Regions from separate parts of the Mus musculus genome. Here all the other regions are linked to region 3. The links are chromatin loops, found by intact Hi-C in ENCODE. Cell type or tissue: heart. All regions are shown on one strand.

Region 1 (2,500 bases), 98 kb after region 3:
ACTTACTCTATAGACCAGGCTGGCCTTGAACTCAGAAATCCGCCTGTCTCTGCCTCCCAAGGGCTGGGATTAAAGGCATGTGCCACCACTGCCCCACCACTGCCCAGCCTTTAAGATCTTTTAAGTGCAGACTTTTATAAAATCTATAAAAGGAAACAAACAAGGGCAGTAACAACAACCCCTCCACACCCAAGAGTACTGAGTGGGACAGTTTCACAGTGTACACTGTAAATGCAGTGTATGAGCAGTAAGGAGCTTACAACACAGTGTATTTCCCCAGGGCTCCGTCAGCCTCACATCACTCTCCCATGGATGAAAAAGGCGTGTGTGCTAAGTACAGGGACAGAGTGCCTTAGGCCCTGGGGAAGACCACCACTGGGCATAGGCCTAACTCTATGCAGGGCTCACAGAGTCATTAGTACCTCAAAATTCAAAATACACCCCCAAACAGCAGAAATTGCACCCCAACTTCCCCACATGACAAATAAGAAGCTGTGCTTATCCCTACTTCCTGGATAAAACCAGAAGAGTCGTAGTCAAGCCACTGTGAGGTAGTGAGAAATGAAAGCCAGCTACCTCTTTATGTTGTCTTGGACACACCAGCCCTCACTACCTTTCTGAGTCTCGCAGCAGTGATTTCTGCTGGGCATGATAGCATATGTCTGTAGTCCCAGCACTGGGAAAGCAGAGACAGGATGGTTAATACAAGTTCATAACCAGTTATACTGAGAAACCCTAGCTTAAAAAACAAAACAAACCTGGAAACTATACAAATGGTTACTAATAAAAATAATTACTAAAACCCAAATATAATCATATGTTTGATGATATAATTAAAAATAACTTCACATTTTCTGTGTTTTTTTTTGTTGTTGTTGTTTTGTTTTGAGACAGTATCTTACTATGTAGCCCTAGCTGGCCTGGAACTCCTACTTACACCAGGCTTCCCAAGTGCTGGGATTAAAGCCCTGTGTTACCACACTAAGCTTAATAAAATTAAAACAAACAAACAAAGGGGGGATGGTAGAGAGTTGGCTCTGTGGTTAAGAAGAACACTTGTTCTTGCAAAGGGCCAGGGTTTGATTCTCAGCACCCATGTGGGGGCTCACCACCTCCTCAAACATCAGGCATGCATGTGGCACACAGACATACACATGCAGACAAAACACCCATACAAACAAAATAGTAAAAACAAAAAACAAAAAACAAAAACAAACAATTTTTAAAAAGAAAGAATAAAAGAAGGCTGGAGAGATGGCTCATCTGTTAAGAGCACTGACTGCTCTTCTAGTGTTCCTGAGTTCAATTCCTGGCAACCACATGGTGGCTCACAACCACCCACAATGAGACCTGGCGCCCTCTTCTGGTGTCTGAAGACAAGTACAGTGTACTCATACACACAGTACAAATAAATCTTTAAAAAAACTAAAAGAGAGAAAAAAGAACAAGCTTTGGGGCTGGCATGATAGCTCAATGGCATGAGGTACTTTCCACTGAAGCCGATAACCTGTGCTTGATCCCTGGATCCACCCAGCAGCAGCAGAGAGCCAGCTCCCATGGGTGTCTTCTAGCCTCCATGTGCATATGCTATGGCTTATGTGTGCAACCACACAAATGTGTAAAATAAATATTTTTTGACTTAAAAAAGTGAGCAATAGGGACATGAAAAATTGTAAAAGGATTCAGTTCATTAAACATCAATGGAGTCAAAAAGACCCAGAGCTACACAGCCACAGCCACACAGAATAAAGCAGTGCAGTGGTAAACGGTTCCCCGTATTCTAGTAAAGGTTCTCTCTAACTGCTCAGCTATTTAATAGACAAATGTGACCTAGTCAAATGTTTTCAACTATAAGTGTATCTGAAGGACTCTAGTTATAGCCGTTATTTCTTTCTGATTTTTCTCCCAGAGCTAGTATTAGGTCTAAGAGCTAAGGTTGGCTTCTGCCCGGCGAGAGGGTCTTCTGGGGAAGTCTACTCCTTGCCGTGTGTCCTGAATTACACATCCTGGAGCAGGTCATTCCGCCCACTTCTCTCACTTGGCATCAGAGAGACTCAAGAGTCCCTCACATATCAGCTTCCTGACAGAGAACGTGGCTTTCTGGACGACTGTCTTCCCACAGGGCTTGCTCCTGCCCTCACTACTCCACAGTCCACAGTCCCCATCGCCTGCCCTCTCACTAGTCCGTCAGCCCTTCTTACTTGGGTCTGGAGAGGTAGAAACACTGTCCTCTAGGGAGTCCTTGTTCTGGGTCCTAGGATTCACACCTAGAGAAAGAAAAGGTGGCTTGTGTGAGTCAAAGTTACTCGACAAAAAAGTTCTTATACTTGTGGTTGAAAAAGCTCAAAATAAAGTTAAAAATACAAACACAAACCAAGTGCCAATTATGAAATGGGTATTTCAAATGGCCCAAAAGAATCAGCCACAGAAAAATATGAACAACTTAGAATTTAGGAATGAACCAGAACTTCAATGTTATCAAAACCATTCTTTTTGTCTG
Region 2 (2,500 bases), 320 kb after region 3:
CTTTCTTTCTTTCTTTCTTTCTTTCTTTCGTCCTTTCTCTTTCTTCCTTTCTCTTTCTTTCTTTCTCTTTCTTTCCTTTCTTTCTTTCTTTCTTCCTTTCTTTCCTTTCTTTCTTTCTTCCTTTCTTTCCTTTCTTTCCTTTCTTTCTTTCTTTCCTTTCTTCCTTTCTTTCCTTCCTTTCTCTTTCTTCCTTTCTCTTTCTTTCTTTCCTTTCTTTCTTTCTTTCTTCCTTTCTTTCTTTCTTCCTTTCTTCCTTTCTTTCCTTTCTTTCTTCCTTTCTTTCCTTTCTTTCTTTCCTTTCTTTCCTTTCTTTCTTTCTTTCCTTTCTTCCTTTCTTTCCTTTCTTTCCTTTCTTTCTTTCCTTTCTTTCTTTCCTTTCTTTCTTTCCTTTCTTTCTTTCTTTCTCTTTCTTTCTTTCTTTCCTTTCTTTCTTTCCTTTCTTTCTTTCTTTCTCTTTCTCTCTCTCTCTCTTTTTTCTTTCTTTCTTTCTTTCTTTCTTTCTTTCTTTCTTTCTTTCTTTCTTTCTTTCTTTCTTTCTTTCTTCTTTCTTTCTTTCTTTTTGCTTTTTTTCGAGACAGGGTTTCTCTGTATTGCCCTGGCTGTCCTGGAACTCACTCTGTAGACCAGGCTGGCCTCGAACTCAGAAATCCACCTGCCTCTGCCTCCCGAGCGCTGGGATTAAAGGCGTGCGCCACCACGCCCAGCCATTAGTCATTTCTTTAATTAATTTAGTCTTGGTTTTTTTTTTCGAGACTCAGCTGGTATTTTTTCCTATTTTTTTGTCTCCCCCCCCCCCCCCCAGAGCTGAGGACCGAACCCAGGGCCTTGCACTTGCTAGGCAAGCACTCTACCACTGAGCTAAATCTTCAACTCCTCCTATTTTTTATTTTTAAATTTTTAAAGGTTTAGATTTATTTATTTATTTATTTATTTATTCAGAATTATTTCTTTATTGAATTTTTTTTTTTTCTGAGACTGGGTGTCTCTGGGTTGAACCCCGAGACGGTTTCTCTCGCGCGCCACCCGGTGGCGACAAGTTGTCACTCCAACGCTCCGCTCCGGTCGGTGTCAAAGGATATGGATTTGCCTGCGGTCAACCGGCCAGCCTGAGGGAAGGGCGGGCAGTCGAGCGGCTTCGACCCGGTGACGGGGTCGCGTTTTAAAACAGTAGGTTACCGGGAGATTGTATCTGGAGCTACACAGGTGGGACCTACAACTCCCACCTTGCCTCGGTGCTTTTGTGATGTCACTTCCTGTAGCAAACAGGAAGTAACACCCGAGGCAGGAAATGACTACAACTCCCAGCATGCTTAAACACTAACTTCCTGCGCCAGACAGGAAGTTCCTCCGTTCCCAACAGGAAGTGAGTTCTTCTAGGGAAGAACTCGGAGCGTCAGCGACGACGAGGATTTCCGGTTTTGAGTTCGCTGCCCGGAAACAAACAGGGCATGCCGCATGCGTAGTTCCTCTCCTTGCCGAACCCAGTTTTCCTGGTCCTCTCCGCGTCGCCACCTCTGAGCAGCGCGACCTGATCTCCGGTTTCCCCGCAGCGACTACCGTTACCCCCGGCGACTCCAGTGACGTCACCGGGTCAGGTCCTGACCGAAGAGCCTTGGGCGACCCGTCACCACTCCTCGCCTGTTGACGTGTGCTGCAGCTGTACATGTGTACATGTGTACATGTGTGCCTGTTGTGTGATGCCAATGTACATGTGAACATGGGTCCCTCGTATGTGATGCTGCTGCACATGTAAATATGTGTGCCTGATGTGTCATGCTGTTGCACATGTTTACATGTGTGCCTGTTGTGTGATGCTGCTGTACTTGTGTACATGTGTGCCTGGTGTGTTATTAACCTGTAAATGTATGCCTAGTGTGTGTTGCCACTTTACATGTGTGCCGGGAGTGTGATTCTGCTGCACATGTGGACATGTGGGCCTGGTATGTGATGCTGCTGCACATGTGGACATGTGGGCCTGGTATGTGATGCTGCTGCACATGTGGACATGTGGGCCTGGTGTGTGATGCTGCTGTTCATGTGTCCTGGAGTTTGCCTGGTGTGTGATGCCACTTTACATGTGATCCAGGTGTTAGATGATGCTGTACATGTGTTCAGGTGTGCCTGGTATGTGTTGCTGTAGCACATGGGTACAGGTGTGGCTCTTTATGTGATGCTGCTGCACATGGGTTCATTTGTGCTGTGTGTGTGATACTCAGTGTGACACTCAGATACTCATGCAAACATCAGCTTTTATTTGTATGAGGGACTTGTGCCATGAGAATTTTTGAGAATTTTAGGAATTGTTCTGACCTCTCAAGAACATCAAATAAATAGTAAATGACTGAGATAGCAGAAGCAGCAGCTTTATTACCTCAGAAATAGTTGCATGGCCTGTGAACCACAATGGCTTGAATTTAGCTAGTTTTGATATCCACTCCACTGCCTTAGGCACATCCCAACGTTCACTGACACCCATCATCTGCAAGGACAGACTTCTCAC
Region 3 (2,500 bases):
CTGATGGAGAAAATATGGGGCCATTGGTGTCCTGACTGACTGATATGCTGATAAGACCAGCTAGAAGCTAACAGAATGGCAGACCAGATTGGCAGACCTGCCGACTAGGCCAAAGACTGACTAATCTAACTAGACTGGCTGTCCTGGTTGGCTAAAATGACTGCAGGATTGATTGGCTGTCAGTTTGACTGCTGCAGGTATTGCAGTGACTGACAGCTTTGGTCTCCAGCCCCCTTCAGGCACACTAACTGCGAGTGCCTCCCGCCATCCAGTCCTGTAACTGCACAGAACTCAGCTGATGAAGCATCTCTCCCAGGATTCCCTCCTGCCCCTAAGTGGCTGGAAGCTGCCACCTCATGGCTACACCAGGTAGCACATGCCCTGTGAGTGTGCGGTGCCTAGTGGGCAGGACAGGAAGAGGGGGTTGGTTGCTCAAGGAGCCTCCTACTGCCTCATGTTCTCTTCTCCTCCTTGAAAGTGGGCCGGGCTGTAACCCCCCTCCCCCCCACGACTCCCACTGGCGTATCCAACCCTGGAGCCACATGCGGCTGTGGAGAATAATTAAGAATGTGGGCCAACAACAACAACAAAAATCGTACACTAGCTTAAACTATAAGGTTCATCTGTTTGTTTGTTTGTTTGTTTTCGAAACAGGGTTTCTCTGTGTAGCCTTGGCTGCCCTGGAACTCAGAGCTCTGCCTGCTTTTGCCTCCTGAGTACTGGAATTGAGGTTGCACGCCAGCATCACCCAGCTTAAAGCAGTCTAGGAGGTTCTCAGGAGGAAATTTTGTGGATGACAAGTGGTGTCGCTGTCAAAAGGTTGGACACGCCTTAAGTATAGCGTATCAAAAGTGCACTATCTCGGGCTGGTGAGATGGCTCAGTGGGTAAGAGCACCCGACTGCTCTTCTGAAGTTCCAGAGTTCAAATCCCAGCAGCCACATGGTGTCTCACAACCATCCGTAATGAGATCTGACTCCCTCTTCTGGTGTGTCTGAAGACAGCTACAGTGTACTTACATATAATAATAAATAAATCTTTTTTTTTTTAAATGCACTATCTCCAAAATTCCAAGAAATCTTCTAGGACCCCACTCCCATCCCCAGGACTCTACAAAAATCTGAATTGGGGCCAGGGGACACTCCATGGGGCGTTCATCATTGCCCCTCAAACTCTCTTGCAAACTCAGCTCCTGCCTTCCGGTGGAGCGTGGTGAACACCAGCGAGCCCACTAGGTGGCAGCAAATGCCTAGGAAAGTGGTACCTACCAGGCTGGAGCAGCTACTTCCTAACCCCAGGAGGCCAGATGGAGCCAAGGCAAGGAGGTCCAGAGTTGCAGGAATGTCCCCATATCAGAAAGAGGGACATGCAGAGGCAGAGAAGCTAAATGGGAGGGGTTGTAGTGTGTGAATGTTCACAGCCAGATAATATGTCCTCCCTGAGGCTGACTCTGTGAAGTTAGAGACAAGAAGAATATCTACTGTAGAGAACATGTTGAGTGTTATCTGGATTGTGTGTGGAACTCTATCAGAGCATGCAGTAAGGAATCAGTAAGACATCCCACAAGAGCCGGGCGTAGTGGTGCACGCCTTTAATCCCAGCACTCGGGAGGCAGAGGCAGGCGGATTTCTGAGTTCAAGGCCAGCCTGGTCTACAAAGTGAGTGCCAGGACAGGCAGGGCTACACAGAGAAACCCTGTCTCGAAAAAAAAAAAAAAAACAACAACAACAACAAAAAAAAGACATCCCACAAGCTGCCGAGACCTGGCTTAGCCCATGTTCTTCTGAGAGAGTATTTTGTAGGATCAGATAATGGTCCCTCATCAGTTGACTGTAAATAAAGAAGGAAATCTCCACATACAGAATGGGCTTGATGAAATTAGTGGAAAAGCCTTAAAATCAAAACTAAGGTTTCCATTTAGAAGGAAAAAAATCTGCCTAAGGATAACATCTTCAGGTCCCTGAGAGTTCCAACCTCCACTTCATGATTTCAGACCCACAGTCGCTTCCTCAGGTGTCTTCTGAGGGCACTGTTTTCTTTGGTTGAACCCTGACTGCGGAAGCCTTGTATGTGGTGGGGTGTGGTAGGGTGCAGTAGGGTGTGGTGGGGTGTGGTGGGGTCACAGTTATTCACTCCTTCTAAGTCTCGGGTAGTATTAGCTTTTAAGGGGCCATAACTAGAGGCTACAGGAAACCACCGTAGTTTATTAGTATTGCTAGGCATAGGACCACAAGTAGGCAAAGGAGCCAGGCTTTCTGCGCCACCCCACTCGGGTCTTATCTTCATGGATGCAACCTACTTGCTTCCAGGCTTTCTCTACAAACTCCCTTTGCCACAAGAGGCCAGGCGTAGCCTCTTTCTCCACTGTAGGAATGAGAAGGATGGATCCAAATCACACTCTCTCTCTCTCCTGGGAGCCAGCTGGTGAGTCGTCTCCCCCACCTCCACCCGCAAGCCTGCTGTGCTCTGTCCACACCCCTTGCTCTCCTGCCCTAATTCTA
Region 4 (2,500 bases), 120 kb after region 3:
TACACAAAATGAGCTCTGTCTCATTAGCCGCCACCACCAACACCTGCTCCCCACCCCCCAAAAAACCTCTAGAAAATGGATTTATGTGATTTGGTCAACAAAAAGCTAGAGTTTTTTGTTTTGTTTTTCAAAACAGAGTTTCTCTGTGTAGCCCTGGCTGTCCTGGAACTCACTCTGTAGACCAGGCTGGCTCTGCACTCAGAGATCTGCCTGCCTCTGCCTCACAAGTGCTGGGATTAAAGGCGTGTGCCACCACTGCCCATGCATTTCTGAGGGGAAAAAACTTTTTTCCCCTCTAGTTTCTTACACCCATTAAAAAAATTATACACAAAAAAATAAGCATAAGACTATTAGCAGGACACTGGAGTCCTGCCTTTAATCCCAGAACTAGAGAGTGAGGCAGAATAAATGTGATGAGTTAGAAGCTTGCCCTAGTGACACTGAGAACTCTAGGGTGGTTTGAGCTATGGAGCAAGATCCTAGTATAGACTTGTGATTCTACCAACTCCAAAGGCTGAGGCTCAAAAGTTACAAGTTCATGGCGAAATTTAATTCAGGTGAAGGGAGTTCAAAGTCAGTCTAGACAGCTAACTCACTGAGACTCCATTTCAAAACAAAAGGAAAAAACAGAGGCTTGGGATGCGGCTCAGATCTAATGCATTTACTCAGATGCTGCAAGCCCTAAGTTTAATTCCTAACATGGGCAAACAAAGCAAAATCTAAACTAAGCAAAAAATAGACTACTAAGAAAATAAAATTTAGGGGCTGGAAAAATGTCTCAGTTAAGAGCACCAGCTGAATCAGGTGGCAGTGGTGGTGCACATCTTTAATCCCAGTACTCTGGGGGCAGAGGCAAGCGAATCTCTGAATTTGAGGCCAGCCTGATCTGCAGAGAGTTCTAGGAAAGCTAGGGCTACACAGAGAAACCCTGTCTCAAAAAGCCAAACACACAAACAAACAAAACCAAAAATATGTCTGAGAATCTTCCTGTATTTCGAGACAATACTTCAGGACAAATAAAAGAGGTGGACCCAAGAGGCTGCAAATGGAATTCTCATGATCTCTATAACATGGCTTTCCTGGGGCTAATTTTAAAATTATATATATATATATATATATATATATACATATATATATATATATGTATATATATATATATATACACACACACACATATCTTCATATGAAGTTTATATATATATATATATATATATATATATATATATATATATATATATATATATATATATATGATGCTGGAGAGATGGCTCACCTATTAAGAGCACCGACTGCTCTTCCAGCACTCCTGAGTTCAATTCCCAGAAACCACATGGTTGCTCACAACCACCTGTAATGAGATCTGATGCCCTCTTCTGGTGAGTCTGAAGACAGCCACAGTGTACTCAATATATATAAATAATCTTTTTTTAAAATAAGATTTATTTTATGTATGTAAACATTCTGCCTGCATGTGTGTAGGTGCACCAACATGTTTGCCTATAGCCTGCGGAGGTCAGAAGACAGCTTTGGGTCTCCTAGGACCTGGAGATCGAAATCTAGATGGTTATGTAGCCACCATGTGGATGCTAGAAACTAAACCTGGGTCCCCTGAATGAGCATGTGCTCTTAACCACTGAGCCAGATCTCTAGCTCCAATGTAAACATTTTTTTTTTATTATATGTAAGTACACTGTAGCTGTCTTCAGACACACCAGAAGAGGGCGTCAGATCTTGTTATGGATGGTTGTGAGCCACCATGTGGTTGCTGGGACTTGAACACTGGACCTTTGGAAGAGCAGTCAGGTACTCTTACCCACTGAGCCATCTCACCAGCCCCAATGTAAACATTTTTAACATTGCGTTCATAAAAGTCTCTCAGGCTTGCTTTTTGTTTTATAATAGTCTGTTTTAATATAAAAAAGTGTTGGAATTTAAAAAACTGGAACGCTTCACAAATTTGCATGTTTTCCTTGAGCAGGGCCATGCTAATCTCTGTATGCTTCCAATGTTAGTGTATGTGCTCGTGCTCGCTCTCGCGCTCTCTCTCTCTCTCTCTCTCTCTCTCTCTCTCCCTCTCCCTCTCCCTCTCCCTCTCCCTCCCTCCCTCCCTCCCTCCCTTCCAGTGTTTTGAGACAGGGTTTCTCTGTAGTCTTGGCTATCCTAGAACTCAACTCTGTAGGCCAGGTTGGCCCAAATTTATGAAGATCCACCTGCCTCTACCTCCCAAGTGCTGGGATTAAACGCGTGTGCCACCACAACCCTCAGTTTTCTTTACTAATTTTTTTTTTCTTGAGATATAATCTCAGTATATAACTGAGGCTGGTTTTGAACTTGAAATCCTTCCACATTTGCCTCCTGAGTGCTAGGTTACAGGCCTATGCCACCACCATGTTTGGCCACCAAACAATTTTATATAACCCCCTAGAGAATCTGAGAAAAAAACCTGCAGGTGGCGAGGCGCTGAGCCCGGGATGGGCCAGGCAGCCTGAACACTTGAGCA

Evidence for each region. A loop is a pair of places that touch in the nucleus more often than their neighbours do. Peaks named below come from ENCODE experiments on the same cell type or tissue, not always from the same donor. Only the 100,000 strongest peaks of a DNase experiment are listed, where the experiment ranks them.
Region 1: it touches region 3 in a loop (3-fold over the local background); 22 of 42 quality-filtered maps call a loop at or near these places.
Region 2: it touches region 3 in a loop (7-fold over the local background); 11 of 42 quality-filtered maps call a loop at or near these places.
Region 4: a loop joins it to region 3, with 9 times the contacts of the local background. A loop is called at or near these places in 23 of 42 quality-filtered maps.

Annotation. Positions count from the first base shown.
Region 1 is chr5:32,933,717-32,936,216 of GRCm38, reverse strand. Depdc5 (DEP domain containing 5) reads right to left here. Exons shown (of 43, transcript NM_001170567.1): 25 at 2,202-2,267. Among named protein-coding and RNA genes, the nearest start is that of Depdc5, 71 kb to the right of the region's middle. In heart, a CTCF peak has its summit at 1,362 (motif pointing left); no DNase peak of the experiment used is centred here.
Region 2 is chr5:32,712,923-32,715,422 of GRCm38, reverse strand. No RefSeq gene overlaps it. Among named protein-coding and RNA genes, the nearest start is that of Gm52771, 19 kb to the left of the region's middle. In heart, a CTCF peak has its summit at 1,047; DNase peaks (open chromatin) are centred at 1,312 and 2,012; H3K4me3 peaks cover 1,551 bases; H3K27ac peaks cover 1,389 bases.
Region 3 is chr5:33,032,167-33,034,666 of GRCm38, reverse strand. All of the region lies in intron 2 of Gm29892 (a long non-coding RNA gene), which reads right to left. Among named protein-coding and RNA genes, the nearest start is that of Gm29892, 2.2 kb to the right of the region's middle. In heart, a CTCF peak has its summit at 1,237 (motif pointing right); a DNase peak (open chromatin) is centred at 1,276; H3K4me3 peaks cover 336 bases.
Region 4 is chr5:32,913,164-32,915,663 of GRCm38, reverse strand. Depdc5 (DEP domain containing 5) reads right to left here. Exons shown (of 43, transcript NM_001170567.1): 20 at 2,444-2,500. It also overlaps the pseudogene Gm24003. Among named protein-coding and RNA genes, the nearest start is that of Depdc5, 51 kb to the right of the region's middle. In heart, a CTCF peak has its summit at 1,414 (motif pointing left); no DNase peak of the experiment used is centred here.